Regions from separate parts of the Mus musculus genome. Here region 2 is linked to region 1. A link is a loop called in an ENCODE intact Hi-C map of the cell type or tissue named here. Cell type or tissue: heart. All regions are shown on one strand.

Evidence for each region. Hi-C counts contacts between places; a loop is a spot of excess contacts. Peaks named below come from ENCODE experiments on the same cell type or tissue, not always from the same donor. Only the 100,000 strongest peaks of a DNase experiment are listed, where the experiment ranks them.
Region 2: it touches region 1 in a loop (4-fold over the local background); 3 of 42 quality-filtered maps call a loop at or near these places.

What each region holds. Positions count from the first base shown.
Region 1 is chr17:80,619,788-80,622,287 of GRCm38, forward strand. All of the region lies in intron 16 of Map4k3 (mitogen-activated protein kinase kinase kinase kinase 3), which reads right to left. Among named protein-coding and RNA genes, the nearest start is that of Cdkl4, 44 kb to the left of the region's middle. In heart, a CTCF peak has its summit at 1,345 (motif pointing right); no DNase peak of the experiment used is centred here.
Region 2 is chr17:81,063,973-81,066,472 of GRCm38, forward strand. It overlaps Thumpd2 (THUMP domain containing 2), which reads right to left and starts at 1,113. Exons shown (of 10, transcript NM_028138.1): 1 at 963-1,113. The coding sequence starts at 1,088. In heart, no CTCF peak of the experiment used is centred here; a DNase peak (open chromatin) is centred at 1,119; H3K4me3 peaks cover 1,176 bases; H3K27ac peaks cover 1,040 bases.

The sequences.
Region 1 (2,500 bases):
TAGGGGAAGTGCCCGCAGTGACAGGTGGCTGTGGAAAGCACTTGAGAGGCCTGGGCACACCAAGCACTGCTCCCCTGCATTCTTAAGGACACCTCCGGGAAGCGCTCGCCCAAATTACAGTGGGAGAAGCCTGTCGCCTACGGGAGGGCCTGCTAGGCCCTACTGTTTGCAGAATACATAACTTTTTCTACTCTCATTTCTCCCATGGTTTTCTAGAAACTATATGCTATATGACATAACAGATTAAATGAAGTAGCAGACATGAAAATCCAGCCATCTTGCAGAAAGTAAAGAAAATATGAAAAAAGAAAACAATGCCACCTCCTTACTATTATTATTTTCTCAGAGGAAAAAGTAGCTCTTTCCATAAGAATACTGCCTGTTATTGCCCCAGCAGTTTGCTAGACTGCACGGGTGTAACTGGAGTGACACAGACATGGGTACTGTGTCAGAGAGAGGAGACATTTGAGCTGGTCCCTTAGAGCAATACTTTTTTTGTTGTTTTGTTTTGTTTTTCGAGACAGGGTTTCTCTGTGTAGCCCTGGCTGTCCTGGAACTCACTGACCAGGCTGGCCTTGAACTCAGAAATCTACCTGCCTCTGCCTCCCGAGTGCTGGGATTAAAGGTATGCACCACCAGTGCTCGGCTAGGGCAAGACTTTTTAAAAAACTGTATAAAACATGTACTTTATTAAAGATGAAGATGTATCACTATTTATAAATAAATAAATAAATAAATAAATATATTTGGAAACCCTTTTGTTTACTTTTCCATCCTAAAATACTATACCAGCAACAAGAAGGCCTTAGCATGGTGATGGTACAAAGGGGCCCAAGATTTGAGAAGTGTGTGGCTTTCCCAAGTTAACACAGTCTCTGGGGGATGGTGGGCTTTTGTATCCTCTCAGAAGATAAGCCAGCAGTGGCAGCAAACGCCTCTGATCATGTCATTAGCCTCTGATCATGTCATTAGCCTGGGCTATATAGTGAACAAGCCTTTCATAAACAAACAAGTAAAAACTACATTTCCTAAGCATGTGACAGCTTTTTTTAGGCATTAATATTTGAAACTAATTAGGAAGAGAGTTTACATATAGTTTTACTTCCTGTTACCAGAACCAACGGGATCCACATGGCATTTGGCTTTGTGTGTGTGTGTGTGTGTGTGTGTGTGTGTGTGATATTTTCTCTGGCCCAAGCTGGCCTCAGACTTGCTGTGTAGCTGAAGATGGCCTTGGATTGTGATCCACCTGCCTCCACTCTCTGAGTGCTGGGGTAACAGCACATTTTTGGGTTTTGTGTGGGTGTGGTACTGGGGATGCACTGTGGCTCTGTGCACAGCAGGGGGAGCCACACCCCATCTCCCACACTCTGCTTCTGCAGTGAGAGTCCTACAGGAAGCCCTGCATCGGCATTGCTTTCTCATGTCTTTCTATGAATGAAGGTATTTTGCTAACAAGTTATAGAGCCTGTAAAGTTGCATAGAGGACACGTGGCCGACTTTTGTGGCTTGACAACTGAGAAGATGAGATGCAGCTCAGTCTGCTGAGTGAGCCATTGCACTCCCACAGCAGAGAGCGCTGGAGAACAAGTGGCTCCAGGCTACACAAGAACAGAGCCACCTTCTCACACCCACTTGCACTTGGCTGGGAAGGGGTTTTTGGTAATAGAACTGAATGACTATATTGAAATGATGGAAAAAATCTCATGAAAATTTCTAAATTGGCACAATGTATGAACACAGATTTCAGTGACAAGGAGGGAAACTGAGGTGGGAAAGTCTGAAGCCACCGTCAAGCACGCAGCACATCTAAATTAGCAAAGGGAGCCATGCGGCAAGCTACTAGGCTCACACAGCGGCCAGGCTGACTCAAAACAACTTGTGTATGCACTTCCCTGACTGTATGTAAAAGCAAGAAGCTCGGTATTTCTCTAAAATTAAACAACAGTTTATCTACTTCCTAGCATAATTGACAATTACTAAGTAGCTACTTACACGTAAAAACAGTAAGTGCCCACTAAGCCCCATGGGTACTAGATAGTTCACAGTGGCTACTCATTTCTGCCTCTGCAGTTGGCTGCCATGGGAGCCGTGGTCTGACTGACTCATGCTTTACTCCTATCCAGGGACAGTTAGTTATCCTTACAACTATGCTCTACACTACAGAGAAAACCAGACGCAGTTTAGCTTCCTTTTAAAAATAACTGCTTTGGTTAAAAAAATAACAGAAGGTCAGAAGAACCAGTCCCAGAGATACCAGAATTCAAAAGAAAAGGTGTTAGTTGGGTTTTGTTATGGAAAGCAAAGGCCATGCAACAAATCTAATCCAAAGGTTCCTGTGGGATACGAACTAGGCAGAAACCCATTAATGGAATCTGCCAACCTTCACCTATAGAGAAAGCAGGAAATCCTGAGTTTTAGTCCAGTGCTGCCTCGCTGAAGAATAAAGGAGACTTATTATACAGTAAGAGAAGTGCTGCATCTGTGCTCATATCACATG
Region 2 (2,500 bases), 440 kb after region 1:
ACGCAGGGCAGCCCACAATCACCAGTTACTCCAGCTCCAGGGAGATGAGCTGATGGTTCACGCTTTCACTAGTATGAGAACACACACAATTAAAACCAAAACAAACAAACAAAAAAACCCAACAAACTTTAAATCCTTGATGAATGCGGAGGTTATTATTTAGATATTTAATTTAGATTAAATTTATTTAGATTAAATGCTAGTCTTGGCAACTCTCCCCACTGCACCTGCACCTCTATCATCTCCATCTGCATCTCCACCATCTCCATCTGGATCCTCACCGTGGCAGAGACTCCTTTTGTGGGCTTCGAACACTGCTCCCCAGAGGCGAACAGCTAGTTTGGTTTTAGCAAGCTTCCCCTTTCCAAGAACATGTCACACACAAAAGTCCCGACCTATCCTATTACATCCTTTCCCTGTGTTTTCAAGAACTCAGTTTGCACATCCTGGTACGTTTGGAATTTGTTCACTAGTCACTCATTGAAACGCACGGGTAGCAGGGGAGAGTTCTTGTTCTAGCTTCTGTTTACCACGTGTGTTGTGGGTGTACTGGGCATGTCTCACAGTCCTCCTACAATGTAAAACCCAAGCTTGTCAAGTAACAAGACTCAAACAAGTAAGCCCGGGAAGTATATCTGCATTTAAGGTATAAAGGAAGGATTCTAACTCTAGCTATTGCCATGTCATAGTTTCTTTTTAAGGAATCCCAGACAAAAGTGGCTTCCGCACCCCTCTGTTTAAAACTTTGGCTGTGACAGATATACAGTGACCATACTGGATAAAGAACGAAACCACCAGAGCAGCCGGTTGCTCTCAGCAGTCATCAAAGGTCCCGGATGGGGCCCACTGCACGCCAAGGATGGGGTGCTCACAAGTCCTTCCCGGGCCTGAGCCCCACGCTGGTGCCAAGAGGGGACCCGGGGCGAGCGTGGCTCCCCCCGAGCACGGTGAGCCCGACTCACCTGCGTGGCTTCCAGCCGCGCGCGCACCTCCCGCATCAAGAACGGCTCCAGGCCGCGGCCCGCGGTGCAGAAGAACCGGGCGCCGCCAGCGGGGTCAGAACCCGGGTCTGCCTGGGCTACAGCCATGGCGCTCAGGCGCGACCCCGAGACCCGGTCACGTGAGCTCGGGAGCGCGCCTGGGAGCCTTCAGTGGAACGCGCACCGGAGCGTCGCCTTTGCAGGCCCGCCCTCTATGGGGCGTCCCGGAAACTACAGCGAGCCTCCTGCAGCCAGGCATCTCTGATTGTCAAGGGTCCTGGGGATGCTGTCCTTACTGTCTTCATCTAAGACTGGGCCGAACCGGTGAACTCAGGATCAAGAGAAGAAATTCTTGTTCTCCAGCAAAATGTCTTTGTGTTCCCGACACTTGTTACATTTCTTGAATCTGGCCAATCACATAGGTAAATAATGAATGTGCCATCCAGTTTAGTCTAATCGATTTGAGCTAGTGACGGTATTTGAATGGTTTTTTTTTTTTTTAAAGAAAAACCTCTTGAGTTTTAAAATGACAAAATTTGATATAGATAGAATAAAAATCTATCTCTAATTCAACAACATTAAATTAGCTATGTAGTTCTATATTGAATCAGATATTAGAAACTGTTAGAGGAATATTTCTCCAGGTCCAGAAATGAATGCCAGTGGGTAACTGACATTCTCTTGCCCCTTAACCAGTGGTCAGCTCCTGAAGGGTTGGGGCAGTAGAGCCAAGTTCCTTATGGAGTCCCGTCACCTGAGCGTTTCCAAAGGTCAGCTCTAAGTTGTTTCATTTGGTGGCTCACCCTAGACCTGTCCCCAAAAATTAAAAATAAAAGAGGGACAACACCTGAGGAAGGATACCTGAGGTTGTCTTCTGGCCTCTATGTGTACACATGCACATGTACGCCGCACACATATTTTCCTGCATATACATACATGTGCGTGCATACACACATACATACATAGTCTGTACTAAAAAAATAGTCTCAGATGCCTTCAGATGAATTTAACTTACCCAGCTGCAATCTGCCATTTGAATATTACTTATTCAACATCGAGGAAGTTGGAAGTCAACAGAAACAATTTTAGAACGGACAGACTTTAATTCTCTTTCATGTTTGTCAGTTCTGTATATTTCTATAATAAATTTTAGTCATTTTTATCTCACCTCAAGATGCACATTTAAACTGGAGTAGCTGTGAGACATTTGCTTCACAGTTTCTCCCTGTTTTGATGTGATTGTCGATTCCCTTAATTTCAAAGGTGTTTAATGCATGCAATTGACTATCAGAATGCAGATGTTTTAGGCTGCGAAATTCCTGGGGAGATGATAGTTTCATTCATCCGGATACCATAGTCATACACAGGCTTACTCTCGGTAGGTAATAAGTTAGTTTGGTGCTGAATTGGATGCAATTCATTGGCATAAGACTAAAAGAAAGACCAACACAGGAAGTCTCTCTCAGCTAGGAAGATTGCTATAATTGCCTAGGGTGGTTAGGTTTTTTTTTCGACTTGCT